Linked DNA regions of Mus musculus: region 2 is linked to region 1. A link is a loop called in an ENCODE intact Hi-C map of the cell type or tissue named here. Cell type or tissue: heart. All regions are shown on one strand. Region 1 overlaps Fggy (FGGY carbohydrate kinase domain containing). Region 2 overlaps Fggy (FGGY carbohydrate kinase domain containing).

Region 1 (8,000 bases):
CACAGGTGCAGTGTGGACTCAGAACCATTAATTGGTCTCCCTTGTTCTTTTTGCAGTGATATTTGAAACCCTACTTCCCTCCACAAAGTTATATTAATCCATATAAATGCACGGGACATTTCCTGTTGACAAGCCTCTCTCACATGTCCCATCCTGGGGCCTCTGGTCCAGGTGCAAAGTGGAGAAACAGTGGTAACAATTCCCATACCTTCTTGTGTTGTTACCTCGATCTACATTTGATCAGTCCTATTACACTGGGAAGTAAGTAATACCGTACAACTGATCATAAAGTTTTTGTAGATAAGGAAAATGTGGTAGAACAAAAACCCATAGGTTTTGTTATTAGGTTGGCAGACCTATGTTCAATATAGAGTGCCTTAGCTCCAAAGTACCTTCCTTGTTCAACACCGACTGCAAGCCAGGCATGGGGCATAACGAAGAGTAGAAGTAGCCCTTGAGTCAGTTATAGTCCAGAGGAAGAGATGGGGAGGAAGCGTAAATTGCATAATCATGTCAAAGTACATTTAAGTATGCATATGCTCAACACTCTACCAATTTCATTCCTAGATAAAATCTTGGGGAAACTCCCGCACTGTGAAACAATATACACAGAGCCTTTTTAATACATCATATATCATACTATCCCCTGTTTGGATTTCCATTAGTAGAACATATTGCTAAACTATCATATTCATATGCTGACTTACATGTTTAATGAATAGACTGCATCTACATATAGTGGATAAGTGCAACAATTATAAAGTAACACAAAGAAGAAATGAGAGAAGTAGGCACAAAAATATTGCATCCATGGAAATTCTAAAAGAAGTAAAAACAAATGATGAAACTTAGGAATTTGGGCTGAACCTAGGAAGACAAAAGGATAATTGCCACAGATCTTAAAACCTTAGTGAATTCTATTTGTTGAAGGTTTTGGCTGTGTAGAACATAACTGCTTTCAGAAGTGGTCTAGAGGAACTGCCATTTGTTGATGAAGGACACATAAGCACTTAGTATTTTTTAAGATGTTCTGTAATTTTTAATCTCCTCTTCTAAGAGTGATATGTGTGCTGGAACCACCATGAAAGGACCCACCATATGGCATACAGTGGTATACCTTGTTTGGGGTACTATGGAGAAGGCTTTAATAAGGAAGGGGTGCTTCAATTGGTGGACTGAATAACTGACTAAGCATAGTTCAGTCGTGATGGGGAAGAGTGTGTATTTGGCACTAGCCAGCAATGGAGAGAAAAAAAGAGTGCAACAGTAGATGTCTAGAATATTGATAGCATTGGCGTAGGGCTGGAGGGAAGGCTGAAATGAGCAAGCTGGAGAAGCAGTGGAAGAGAATGAACTGGGACTGTGAGCATCCTGTTAAGGCTTGCGATCAGCCTTTAATCATAGTGGATGATGGCTGGGTTTACCACACATGTAAGTAGCTGCAGTTTGCTGCACATATTGAAAAGAGATACCTGAGTGGATGCTAGGAGGGCAAGTAAGGGATATTAGCAGTTGGGATGAGAGAATGTCAAGGTTGTTCATCTGAGGTTGTGGTAAGAGGCACTTGAAAGATGTTTATATCCTATCAGTAGTGCTTAGGGGCAGCAAAATCAATATGGCTAGAGAACAGATGTAGTAGAGCTTACTTGGGCAGAGAGCAGATGCAATAGAGGTCACTGGGGTAGAGAGCAGATGCAGTAGAGGTCACTTGGGTAGAGAGCAGATGCAGTAGAGGCCACTTGGTTAGAGAGCAGATGCAGTAGAGGTCACTGGGATAGAGAGCAGATGCAGTAGAGGTCACTGGGATAGAGAGCAGATGCAGTAGAGGTCACTGGGGTAGAGACCAGATGCAGTAGAGGTCACTGGGGTAGAGAGCAGATGCAGTAGAGGTCACTGGGGTAGAGAGCAGATGCAGTAGAGGTCACTGGGGTAGAGAGCAGATGCAGTAGAGGTCACTGGGGTAGAGAGCAGATGCAGTAGAGGTCACTGGGGTAGAGAGCAGATGCATCAGAGCCTCCTTTGCTACATCAGCTCAGTCTCTTGACAAAGGTAGAAGTGTGAGAGGCAGTGGACTGCCTGGATTTTCTTGGACTGAGTACTTATGAGATACAGATTGTTCTTACAACATTATCTAATATGTTTTTAGATCAGAAATTTTATAATTTTGGCCCTTGGCTCTTAACAAAGATCCTCCCCAAAAAGCAGCCATGCAGACACAATTATAGTTCGGTCTTCCTTCATCCTGCTTCAATGCCTAACCTGTGTATAACAAAGAGGAAGTGTCAGAAGCCCAAATGAAGGAGCCTTGTGTGTGTGTGTGTTTTGTGTGTATATGTGTGTATACGCAAGCTACCATGTGCTATCATGACTGTGCTTACTCATATAAGGACAACATGCTTTACATTGGAAATAGCTGGATGAAGAACATATAGAAATGCCTTGCATATTTTTAGCTATTTTCTATTAAGTATAAACTCATTGTAGAATTGAATGTTTTCATAATTCAGAAAGGAAAAAATGGGTGAAGGAAGGTGGAGTAAAACATGAGTGCGAAGGGATGAGGAAGCCACGTGAAGACCAGGCCTGTTTATTGTAACTGTCCTGATAAGTTGATATGTCACTTATTGTACCCCATTCAAAATTCCACTTGCGGATTTGCTTTAGAATTTACTGTATGGAATACATTGTATAATTTGAACAGATCGAGGGTTTTGTTTTGTTTTGTTTTCCTAATAAGAATTGTTATACAACTGATTATACTTTTCTTCTGGTGCTGGGAGCCAGAAAGCTAAGGTTGTTACTATAAGAAATTTTCACAAACTTAGTGGCCTAAATTTAACATGTATATATGTATACACACACACACACACACACACACACACACACACACACAGAGACAGAGACAGAGACAGAGATTTTAGTGTTTCTGCAGGATGCAAGTCCAAACTCAGTTTCACTCAGCAGAAATCAAATATCCGAAGGGCTGTGCGCCCTTGGCAGGTCTCCTCCCTTGTTCAGCATTGGTGGCTGATGTGTTCCTTGGCTTGTCACTATACCGCTGTGGCATATGTCACTGTGTCTTGGCTTCTGTGGCATCACCTGATCTTCTGTCCATCAGCTTCTCTACAAAGGTCAGTTTGTCGATATTAAAATGCCCCTCCCCATTTGTTCAGAATTATCTGCCCATATTAAGAACTTTCACTATATTTACCAGTCTTCCACCCACCCCACTTTTAGCTAAAAGTAACAGGTTAACTCAAAAGGCAGATGCTCTGTGAAGGCTTTGGTGAAGCAATATTTTCTCTGACACGTGGGTTAGGAATGATGCAATTTAGGTGAAGATGACAGTATGAATTGTTTAGACTCATAAGTTTTGTCCTTTCCTTTTATTATTAATGTGTGTGTGTGTGTGTGTGTGTGAGTGTGTAACTGTGTCAGTGTATGCCAACTGTATGCAGATACCTGCAGAGGCCAGAAGAGGGTATTGGATTGCCTGGAGGTGAAGATACAGGAGTTTTTGAGCCACTGGACATGAGTGGTGCATCCAAACTTGAGTTCCTCTGCAAGAGCATCAGGCATTCTTCACAGCTAAACTATCACTCTAGCCCTGCATCTCTTCTTGTGCACTTTGGTCTAATTGTGTTTGCCGTGCCCTCTGGTATAATGTTGGTCTATTCCATTAATAAAAAGTATTCTCATCTAAGACATACTTAAAGTTTCTTCAGTGATGTTGAGGTGATGTAAAAATAAGTATATCTTTTATGAATTGAGGAGATGATTTCTATAGTGCTTAGAACAGAATATCAGTGAGCCATGATTTAACTGCACGGAAGGTTCTTCTGGAAAGCAATGCTCTGCTGCTGCAGAGCTCTATCAAGGGAGTCAGCCTTTCTAGAAAAGGGACTGTTGACACTGTTTCGTTCCCGATGTCCAGCACAGAACTTGGGACTTAACTGGGCATTTGGAATATATTGAATAAACGGATGGGAGACACTTGATACTTACATGTTGAGACCTAGGAAATTCCTTTTGCAAAGTGAGTCAATGCCGGCTCTTTTCTCGTCCCGTATTCCACAAGTTGAGCCAATCATGATACTGTTAATACCTCTGTCCAATATCTGGCATGGCCACCGAGTCATGTGACATATGAAGGGATGAATGAATGAGTCAATCATGCAGTGTTTTGCTGCCAGCTATTAAACTTAGCTACTAAAGATGGTGAACTCTGTCTGAACTGAAGCCAGCTGGTTAAAGATGATTTAATAAGGAAAGAAATAAATATTCTCTTTAATGGAATAATTGCTTATTTCATTTTCTGCTTAAACTTGACTATTCATCTCATGCTGTACTCTTAATTTATATATGTAATCCTGAAGTATTAAAACTGATTATTTTGAATTAAGACTTTGTGCTCATAAATAATTGTCTATTATGGGACGAGAGGGCCCCAGATTCTGGTATTAATTGGAATAGGGTTGAATATAGTAGAAAACTTACGTTTACTTTCCTAAAAACCTAGCTGGATGCCCAAGGAATTATGCTTGTAGATATGCTTCTGGGAAAATAGCTGGAGAAGGCTAGTTGCTATAAAGCAGGCAGTACAAGAATACTATAATAGTCCCAGCTCTTTCTGCTGGCTGTAATATGTATATATGCCTCTCTTTTCAAGTGTCATTTCATGTCTTATTTCTGTTATAATACCCAAAGTTAGAAAGTTTGCTGACTTGGAATTTTCTGCCTATAGAAGAGGGGAAGTTAACTCACAGTGGTTCTCACAACTCCATCTGCCTTCTGTCCACCATGGATATTCTATTCTGACGACATGTAACAAGGTACCATAGTGATCTTTCTATATGAGTGGATTTTAAAGGCTCAGAGACCAGATCTCATGCGCAAGACTGGCTGAAGTATCAAGAAGTTTCTCTCAAGATACTCTGGGCATGTAAAATGGAGGTGAAAATGTCAAAGGTAGTGTCTTACCTAGGGAAAGAAAACAAGACTAGCTGCTCTTTCCTCAATAGTAAAACTAAAAGCGCAATTGGGGTACATACAGAAGAAAATGAAAAGCAGTATGTCTAGCTCTTAAAGAGGACACCATAAAAAGATCCACTGAAGGACAGGGACCAACCCCCAAATGGGGCTGAGCCACCAGAAAGTCCACCAGGATTGGGGAGCCACATGCGAGGGCCCTGCAGTGGATGGGCAGAAGCACATTCCCTAGAGTCAGGTTTGCACCATGCTCCGAGGCAGGTTGAAACCGGATCATAGACACATTACCCTCTAATACCTTTCTTAGAATCTGTCCCCTGTGGGATGAACTCAGTCACAGCCAGTGCAGCATGAGGTATGGCAGAAGCCCCTTTCTACAATTCTAGTCTTAAGTCTAGAAGTAGCTTTGGCTACACAAGGAGGAAGTTTCAACTAGGCAGCATGGGAATTTGAACTGTTAGTGCAGAGTGTGCACATAATATCTGGAGGTGCCCCAAGGACTCTAAGTTGTTTACTTATATGTTGCTGCTGCTGTTGTATGTGTGTTCATGTGTTATAATGGGGCATGTGGTGCATGTGTAGAGAATAATGGACAACTTTGTAGAGTCAGTTCCAGGGATCAATCTCAGGTCTTCAAGCTTATACAGCAAGTGCATTTATCTTGCCTGAGCTGTCTTTCTGTTCCTAGACTTTTATTTCTGAAAAATAGAGAGAATGCTGTTGATCCATCTGAAATTTCACCCTGGAAATATAGAAAGGAGTTGATGGAACAAATGTGACAGGAAATGGAGAGGAGATAGAGAAAGCCAGGCTTCTCTGCATGTCCATCACTAGGAAGATGCTTCTACAAATGATGCACACACAAGGCTCTGCCTCATCTCCTTCTATCCTCCTGTACTGAGAGATCTCATTCTCTACTTCATCCTATAAGGCTACAGCATAAGGCTGGATGAGATTGGTGGTACAAGTCTTGTAAACTCAACACTTTGGCGGTTTAGAGATTGTGAGTTTCAGATTAGCCCTGTCTCAAAAAAAAAGGGGTAGAGGGAAAAAAAATTCTACAATATGCTGTAATATCTCCTGACCCATTTCCCTTTTTTCTTCCTGGACACTGCTAGGTTATTCTCATCACAATAACCAATGAGGTCTCCTCAGTCATAGCTCTAATTATATCCTTCCTTTGCTGAGAAACATTCAGTGTTTTTCTATTTCATGGAAAATGAAAGTCACTGACCTACAGAAGACCAAGCAAGCCCTGTAACATCTGGCATTCTTACTACCTTCAACTCCTATCATGCTTCATTTTCTCTCCATTCCTGCTCTGGAAAGTTGTGAGCATTCTTACACATTTCTACATTCATCATACCAAAAATGGAAAGAATTCTTAGAGCCATGCTCTGCCCTGTTCAGTTAATACAGCCAATGAATACTTGAAAAATGACCATGGTGTAAGGGGTTTTGAAATATTTGTACTCCTTCTCATATTGACTTGAATAAACGTTGTTATCTCAACTTAGTGTCAAGAAAGAGTGAGTTGCCCAGTTGTATAGTGAGCAGTAGACTTGTCTTTGAACCCATTGCTACGCGATTAACCCTGTTCCTTCTTCTTTCTTAGCAATTGAATGAACATGAATTGTGTTCAGCAGCTAACTTTGTTACAGCACAAGGAGCGCTGCTGTGTGTGATGTTGGCCATTTACTCGATGAGCTGTCAGAATGGAGTTACAGCAAAAACTTAAAAGGATTCATACCCAGTACTCTTATTTGGGCAACAGAATAAACTCATGTGTCATTTGCCCCTTATCTAATCTGTAACACAAACGTGGCACTCTTGACACTCTGTAAATTCTGAATGAAATGCCAGATTTGCAGAGGGATAAGCACTGGATGAACTTACGAGTTATCTTGATGGCTGTCCTTGCCTGAGGATCCAAAACCATCTTGCCATTCTGGAATGGCATTTTATAATTCATGCTTGTATCTGTGATGTTCGGGAGCTAGTCTTAGGTCAATGTAAGGAGGTAGGAAGGTCTGGGTGGGCTATGGAGGGGCCTGCTCTCCAATGTAAGGATCCTATACTATCCATTTATTACCACTGAGGGCAAGGCTATTATCATGTTCTTTGTAGTTCTATGTAACTATAACTGCAGCAGCTTTCTTCTGACCAGACTAACACTTAAAACTAAATGAATGAGGCACTGTCTGGGGAAAGAGTCTATAAAAGATTACTGAGTGATGGTTTTGGTGAATTGTAAGCAAGTTGCTGACCTCAATCATACCATATACATTGTTTTTTTTTCAATATTGGGGCATCAGAAACCATAGTAGCCCAATAAATAAAAGGGAGCCGTTATTTCTGAACTTGAGTGTTTCGTTTTACTTTATAGATTGTCCACCTTTTCTTCTAAGAAAAGTTACTCACCTTCTTTTTGGAGGGGACTCAAGAGCTGTTTTGAAATGGCTGAATCATAGACACAAATGAGCACTATGAGGCTGTGTGGAGGTTCAGTGGTGATGCATTTCAAGTAGGACAGTTCCACAGTGAAAGACCTTCCTTAGTGTTGGGTACATACACATAGCCCTCCTCCAGGGTGGTAGTCAGACTGGTGTTCTTCATGGTCACTTTCACCAAGATTTCCAGAGCAGAGAGACTACTTGGTAAAGCACAGCTATCCCAAGAAGATGACATCCCCAAGATGAGATTTTTTTTTAGTAAGGTGAGAGATGAAATGTTTGGCCAGATGAAAACTGAATCTGGGCACTAGCAGGTTTAAAGCACTGGCCATGGCTCCTTCCCCTTTTAAGTGTCTAAGATTAGCCATTTAAGAATTGGCTTTGTGCTTGAGTTGGATGGATACATTAAAAGCCAATGTCAAACCAGCAGATGCGGTACATTCAATCCATGAAGAGGCAAGGGATGATGGGGAAGAAGCTGGGTAGATGCCTCAAGTTAAGAGCACTTGCTCTTTTCTAGAGGACCCAGCACCCATGTCTGGCAAATTGAAACTTCTC
Region 2 (8,000 bases), 64 kb after region 1:
TCTCTGTCCACTAAAAATATTCTCCTTGTTTTTCTTCAGAGCCACTTCTTCTTTTTTTTGTTTGTTTTGTTGTTTTGTTTTGTTTTTCAAGACAGGGTTTCTCTGTGTAGCCCTGGCTGTCCTTGAACTCACGCTATAGACCATACTGGCCTCGAACTCAGAAATCTGCCTGCCTCTGCCTCCCAAGTGCTGGGATTAAAAGTGTGCGCCACTACTGTCTGACTCAGAAACACTTCTTAACATCACCCTAACTGACTTCTTAATGCTACATCATAGTTTAGCTTTAAAAAAAAAAATCAGGGGCTGGAGAGATGTCTCAGTGGTTAAGAGCACCAACCTCTTCCAGAGGTCCTGAGTTCAATTCCCAGCAACCACATGGTAGCTCACAACCAACCATCTACAGGAAGGGTGGTGGTGGTGCACGCCTTTAATCCCAGCACTTGGGAGGCAGAGGCAGGTGGGTTTCTGAGTTCGAGGCCAGCCTGGTCTACAAAGTGAGTTCCAGGTTCACCAGAGCTATACAGAGAAACCTTGTGTCAAAACAAACAAGCAAACAAACAAAAATACCATACCCTCAAATAAATTAGGAATTTTGAGCTTCTAAGTTTTGAACATCCCCCCAAAATTATGGTTTCAGCTACTTAAATAGCCAAACCCAAACTACAAATTACCCATTAAGATTCACCTTAATGGCTTTAAGGTAGTACAAAGCATAGCAAAGATACTGAATAAGTAGTAAACTCAGCAAATTGGGAGTGGAGATGACTCATTTCCAGAAGATATGACAGACATTACAGCAGAAGGCTTGAATAAAGCCCTGAGCCAACCATAGTGTGTGCCCTCTGTATCACCCCAGCTCACAATTTGAACACAATTAAAACACAGTTTTAGTTTTCTTAGTCTTTTGCTAGCCAAAGGCTTTATATCTTTTCATAGTTCTGTTTCTGAAGGTTGTTATTTTTATTTTTTGCTCTTTCTCTCTCTCTCTCTCTCTCTCTTTCTCTCTGTCTGTCTGTCTGTCTGTCTCTCTGTTTCTCTCTCTCTTGGTGAGTGTGTGTGTGTGTGTGTATGTGTGTGTGACTTTTCTAATGACAATATTGTCAGTTCCAATTTAGTGAATGGAGACCACCCCACGTGTGAGCCCATGGGAAGACCCTCATAGAGGGCCTGAGCCACAATTGACTCTCATCACAGTACATTTGAATGTACTGTGTTAAAATGAGAAGTGATACTTAAGGCTCTGAGAACATTGCAGAAGAGTGGATGGAAAAGTTGTAAGAATCAGAGAATCAGAGAGTTTGCTGGAAGACCATGTCTCCTAAGAATGTCAGAAGCTACAAGCATAAAATCTCAGCAACATAACTGACTGCCCAAACATGAACACCAATAGACATGCTAGAGTGGATGAGGAAAGACCCACATGCTTCAGACATTAAGTAAGAAAAATTAATAAAAGACTATTAATTTGAAAGATAGGGAGGGGTATATCAGGAGGCTTGAAGGGAAAAATGATGTAATTTTATTATAATCCCATACAAAATTAAAACAATATAAAAAGTAAACACATGAGCTGTGATAACAGCCCAACTGTTTTACTCTTTGTCATATTAATCCTGAGAGAAGCAAAAGGAGCATGCAGGGGTTGGGAGTCATTCTACAAGGTAGAATTCTATGTGTGAGCCAGCTGTGCGATCACAGCTTGAGTGTGTGATCACAGGCATGACCCCTGAGCCTCAAATCTCTAGGAGGGTAAGGCAGAGTGCTCGGTGCCGGGCCAAGCACATGCCAAATATGAGAGTTGCTGATGGTGTGCCTTCACTGCCACCCTAATGTTTTCTTCTGCTTTCTCCTTTAAGTTTGGGACTCGCTTCATCATTGAAACAATGGAGGCAGCAGGGCACTCTCTCAGTACCCTCTTCTTATGTGGAGGCCTAAGCAAGAATCCGCTTTTTGTGCAAATGCATGCTGACATTACTGGTAAGCCTCAGGGCAGGGATATAGGGCTGGTGGAAAACCTTGGGTTGTCAGCAGAGGTGAAAGGTAAAGGCAGGCTGAGGATAGGGAACCATTGTGGTGACTCAAGTTATCGAGGTAATGGTGCAATCTGTGTCTTCATGATGGAAAAAAGCACTCTCAGATATGTGCAGTTACTAAACAAGACACCAAAGTTGGCAAGGACAGATCTTAATTCAAGGAGCATTTACCCATCTTTTTTGAGTACCAAGCATTATGTGGGGAATATTGAAGACAAACAAATGAATAAAACATGACCTGAGCTCCATGAAGCTCATGGACTCCCCAGAAAGGCAGAAAGGAAACAGACATAATAAATACACTGTGAGAAGAGCCCTGAGTGGGAAGAGCATAATGTGCACTTTGCTCAGTTTTGGATCTTGTAGCACAGGGTAAGTGATCAGGCTATCTGAAGAAGGAACCTAGGTCCAAAATGCTGTGGACAAGATCTAGCATGGGCCTGTAATTCCAAGGGCACCCAAATGCTGAGATTCCATCTCAGTGCCCAAGGGGTTCTGGTCGTAAAGTCATGCGTTTAGCATCTTTGTGATGGGCATAGGGAGTAGGGGACAGTGGCAAACTGGCATCTGGGAAGAGTCCAGAGCTCCAGGAAAAGCTCTCTGGGAGGACACCTTGCAGGGGTATAAATAAACCCTGACCTAGCTTCAAGTCTCCCTGTGCTAGTACCTTCAACATTCTAGTATCTTCTCCCCAAGTGTCTCCTGGAGACTGTTGCGCCCTCCTGTACCCATTGCTCGGTACCCAGACACCAGGTATAAGCACAGGATAAGGCTCCCCTTGTGGTGGTAGTTGGCGGGGGGCATAGATGTCTGTCATGAGCCCACCTTACCCTGGGCTCCATTCCGTATGAACCCACCCATTGTGTTTCTTCCATAGCGAGTAGGTTGGTGTCTGAGCTCAGACTGACTCATGAGATCATTCCTGCTCCAGGCCATGCAGATACGGGGCCTTTATCCAAGTGATAGGCTCATTCCCTGCATATAAGGTACTAAATAAGGAACTAACTAGAATACCTATTCATATCTTACAGAGAAGTAGACCAAGGCACAATTTGGGGGCTCACCTAGAAAAGCATGTTGTGTTAAAGATCGATTAGGATGTGGGGAAGCATGGACTTTGCCCCCCTCAGCCAAGTGCCTAGTCTGTTGGTAGGAATCATACTGCAATCATTAATTCTCCCTAACTGCTGAAATTAGAAAGTAGACTGCATTGTAGTCAAACAAAGAAGGAAGAAGGACAGGAGAGGTACATTCAATTGGCTTCCCTAAATCAGGCAGCCACATAATATTGGGATTGGGATTGGGCCATTGAGCCAGGTTTCTGGACCTTTCCTTTATTGCTCTCCGATGATGCCAGCCCTGTTCCAAGGTTTGTAAACCTGCAGAAGTGGACCACAAAGAGTGGAGTAGACAGAAATGAAAGTAAGATCAGCTGGATGGCTCAGCTAAGACACAGGCCTGAAGTCTGCTCTGTGATTCCCCACTTCTTAGCTTTTAGTTACCCAAAGCCACATCCCACCTGGATGGAAGCAGGTTAAAAGCCAGCTTCAGTACAGGGAATGGGGAAAAGAGGACCCTTGAGCAGGGTAGCCAGAGGTGACCTGGGAACAGCCTGGGCAGGCACGACAGCTCAGGGTTTTGTGAAAATGGGCCATCCTCTAGTCATGTGTCCCTGAGCGTCAAAAAAGCCAGGGAATGCCACTTTGCTGCAAGCTCTGCATTGGGAACTGTTGTTCTCTGGGCTGCTGAATGGAAGGCTGTTAGTGGCTGTTTGGGTTCAGGCAGAAATTGGACCCTTTGTCTCTAACTACTGGCTAGTTACAGTTGTGGACAAAGAGACCTTTTCTTGGCCTGAAATTCCTCTACTCATGACTGACAAAGGATGGCACAGTGCATCTGCCTTCAAATGCTTTGGCTTCTGCTAAACTCATTAATGCATCCGATAAAATAGCTGACATTCCAGGCAAAGCCTCCCTCTTCCTGCCTTTACCCAGGGCTCAGAGAAAGGAATGCACTTGAGTCTGTTCTGTAAAGAAGCCTGGGGAAAGGTGAGGCCCTGGTACCTTTAAGCACTACAATTGCGCTGCTTTCCCTGTCCAGAACAATGTAGAGCAAAACACAGCATAGTATGAAATCCTCAGACATCCGCATGAAAAATTGCAGAGCCGAGTAGTGGAAAGATCAGCAGGCCAGCTGTCTGACGTAGAGGAAGTCACTTTACTTGTGAGAGCCTGGGGTCCCTCTTCTGAAAAAAACCACAACGTTGTTGTCTACCTCATGTAGACCACTCTGGGGAATTGAGTTCTAGGTTCTTGGAGCTCATAGGGAGTGATCCTAGCCTGTTGCTTCACTTCCTCCCTCCAGGCAGCCCTATGCCCCAAAAGGAGAAGGCATGGTGGAGAAAAAGAGTTTAAGATTTTATAAGCAATTTTGGCCAGGTTAGGAAAAGCAGGCTTTATTAAGGCAGGAAATATGGGCTGTACCACCTTGGGAAATGACTTGGGCACCAGAGGCACTTCCTGTACCCTGGCCATGGACTTAACTGTGATTTCCAAAAACAGTCTGCATGCGTGTACCAAGTAACTGTAACCGTCCTGCAGACTTGGGACTAAATGTTCAGTCTTGTAAATTGTGCTTTTTTAGGGCTGGCAGTTTCTCTAGGGTTTCCTTCTTCCTGTCTCACTATTCTGACTTTTAGTTCTTTACCCCCCAACACCCCTCCTCCCGCCAACACTCACAAGCACCCCCTGGGTACACAGGCTGTCAAGTACTTGGCTTGAGGATACAAAGAACAAGATGTCTCCAAGAAGTCCATTACCAAACAGCAAAGTTTCCATTGTCTTCTGACCAGTGTGCAGAAGAATATAATAGAGACCCGGAGATCAGAGGTGACAGGCCAGGCAGGAAAGGTAAGCTTACTTAAACTTGGCCAACTTGAATAAAGGGTTTATTTACAGAGGTAAGGAAAACCTAGGCAGCCAGGAAGACCCCCATAGCTGCTAACCTATTTCTATTCCCTAGGCTTAGGGATGAGGAACTGGAGGGACCCAGCCCAAGATAGGAGCTTAGTTCAGTTTTAACCAGAGGGCACTTTGCAAATGAGAAAACAGAGGTAAGAAATGGTTAAACAACCTGTCTAATATTGCACAGCTGTGTCAGCAAGGAAGCCAGAATTCAAACTCTGGCAAGCCAATTCAAGAGTGAGAGCTAATGAGGAGCTACTAGGGGGTTCCCCTGGCCTCTACTGTCTAAGGGAGCAGCCTAGGACTCATTCCTTCCTACTCAGAAATTGTGAAGTTGTGGGTCTATTGTGAAGAGCTGAAGATGAACAATGTTTGGAAGAGTGTCTTAAAACAAAACAAAACAAAACAAACAAACAAAAAAACCCAGTTCTCTATCAATAGGAGGCCTGAGTGGTAACAGATTTACACAGCGTGTAGTATGATTTCTGGCTGAGCCACCAGTACCTTTCTTTGTGGCCTGGTATCTGTCTTTTTCCTTCCTCGAAGCTCTGCTCTCCAGCTCCCATGACATCCATACAGAGCCTTTGTTCTTGGCCATGTTGAGTCTAACAGTAACAGCCACCATGTCCCCAGGGCTTCACACAGAATGCAAACATGGGAGCTCCACCTGAGTGCGCTGTCACCAGCCCACACAGTGCACCTGTGCAGTGAGCCTGGTCCCTATTTGATTTCTGTTTCCTGGCTGTCTGTAAGGGGGTGGGAGCTGACCTGACCTGGAGGAGCTAGGTAAGTTAGCAAATGAGCCTCCTTAGAAGAGGAGGGAAGGGAACTGTGGCCTTTGTCTAAAGGAACCATTTCATCTGTAGAACTTTCCAAGTAGGATCCCTATCTTCAAATGTTTATTTAAGTTTCATGTCCACTGTGTCATCCACTGGCCCGGAGGTTACCAGGGCTGAAGGCATTAAAGAGATGGGGAAGGACTCCAAAAGAAAGAAAGCAGGGAGGAAGCCAGGCCTGAGCCTCTCTCAGATCTGTCACTTTTCCTGGTGGCTTAGTAGCACAGTGAGAAGCAGGTTCTGTTATAATTCTTCAAGTCCTCTAAGATGTCAGAAGGATTCTGTTTACCAACTGTCTGTGTAGGGGGATGGCTAGAGCTGACCTGAACTGGAGGAGATAGGTAAGATACTAAGTGGGCTTCCCTAGAGAGGCAAGAAGAGGGCTGTAGCCTTTGTCTAAAGGAAGCCTTTCTGCTGCAGACCTTTCCTCTGTGGCATTTCCCGTCATCTATTGATTAGAAAATCATGTCATCCTGTGAAAGTAGGTGGAATTTTATCCCCATCCTTCAGATCAGGAAACTGAGGTACAGAGGGGTGGAGATCCTAACTTAGGATCACACTGTGAACTGAGTGAAGAAGCAGAGGTGTAAATCACGTAAGGAACCAGAACTGCCTGTGAAATCCACATGGATCTTCAACCTTGGCACTTGTCATGTAGGCGGATTCTTTGCGCCTGGTGGATACCTACTTACCTTCGCATGACATTTCAGTCACATGACTGTTTCAGTCCCATGTTACTGTCAACCGCTGGCTCAGAGACTCATTCTCTCACCAGTTAATTGATGGCTTGGACCCTGCTCTAAGTGTCAGAGACATGGTGGTAGACAGAATGGAGCCCCTAGCCTCATGTAATGTCAGTTGCAGGGCAAGGTGCAGGACTAAGTAAGGAAACCACATGGTAGAAAAGGGGGTGGGGGATATAGGAGCACAGAAGGAGCAATGAAGTTGTCTCATCGTTCTAAACACAGTGACCAAGGAAAGCTAGGGTTGCATTTGTACTGTGGTGAAGAGCCAGTTACATGGACATCTGGAAGAGCTCTGAAACCAACTCAAGAAATCACAAGGAAAGTAGGTTCATGTGGTGGCTAGGAAAAAGAGAAGCCAGATGGTAAGGGTCTTACCAGACTATCTAAGGATTATGGCTTGTACTGGAGATGAGTCAGAGAACCAGCCCTTCCATGGCCTGTATCCATCAGCCCATCTGAGACTGGATTAGCAGGGAACAGCCTTTCATTTCAGCCTTTACTGGGCCCAGCAAAACATGTGATAAAGTTAGAGGTAAACCAGGAACCTGGGTGCCAAAGCCTTACAAGTTGATAGGTATGGTATTGGCCACCTTGAGGCTTGTGGCTGGTACACTGGCCATCACAAGGCAGAGAAATCTCCCAAAACCCAAATCCCAAGGACTGGGGACTTCGGGGAGGTATAAAGTACTGCTGCTTTGACATCAGCGGGTTTGCCTCCAGAGGTGTTTGCTGGCTCCTCACAGCCCTGGTTCTACTGTTAACCAAGGTATGACTTTGTCCTGTGCAGGCATGCCTGTGGTCCTGTCACAAGAGGTGGAGTCTGTCCTCGTGGGAGCTGCTATTCTGGGTGCCTGTGCCTCAGGGGACTTCACTTCTGTGCAGGTATGTTAGGATCCATGGGTGGCTGTGGTCCCTGCCCTGTCTGAGGCTGTCTGTCCTCTTGACAGCAGCTCACAGCTTGCAAAACACATACAGGATATAATTAGGGAATGATAGGTTGCAGCCAGAGAATCACAGGCACTCGCCGCCTCTGACGTAGTCACTGTGGCCTCCCTTTGGTTTCACCTCTGTTCATGTGAATTGTTCTGCTTCTCTCTCTTTATAGGAGCTCCTACATTATTTAGCTTCAGTTTCTGCTTGGCCATTTTCCTTTGATCAAGTGAAAGAGTTGATGCTCAAAATATTGGTTTTCCACATGGGCTTCAGTGTTTTATTTGTTTATTTCATCTGCATCACTTTCCAAATACCTTTGAAGCCTGGGCCAACAAGAAACACAAAAGAAAGTGTTGGTGAGGGGAAAAAAAAAAAGAATTAAAAATAAAAAGAAGGAACAAAGTTTAGGAAGCCGGAAACAATTTGGTGGTGGTGATTTGAGTACACGATTTTGCTCTGAGCTTCCTGGCAGCCAAGACAAAAAAAAAA

Evidence for each region. A loop is a pair of places that touch in the nucleus more often than their neighbours do. Peaks named below come from ENCODE experiments on the same cell type or tissue, not always from the same donor. Only the 100,000 strongest peaks of a DNase experiment are listed, where the experiment ranks them.
Region 2: a loop joins it to region 1, with 2.1 times the contacts of the local background. A loop is called at or near these places in 2 of 42 quality-filtered maps.

What each region holds. Positions count from the first base shown.
Region 1 is chr4:95,778,248-95,786,247 of GRCm38, forward strand. The region is part of intron 8 of Fggy (FGGY carbohydrate kinase domain containing); the gene reads left to right. Among named protein-coding and RNA genes, the nearest start is that of Hook1, 190 kb to the right of the region's middle. In heart, no CTCF peak of the experiment used is centred here; no DNase peak of the experiment used is centred here.
Region 2 is chr4:95,842,217-95,850,216 of GRCm38, forward strand. Fggy (FGGY carbohydrate kinase domain containing) reads left to right here. Exons shown (of 16, transcript NM_001113412.1): 13 at 1,857-1,977; 14 at 7,366-7,460. Among named protein-coding and RNA genes, the nearest start is that of Hook1, 120 kb to the right of the region's middle. In heart, no CTCF peak of the experiment used is centred here; a DNase peak (open chromatin) is centred at 3,985; H3K27ac peaks cover 2,040 bases.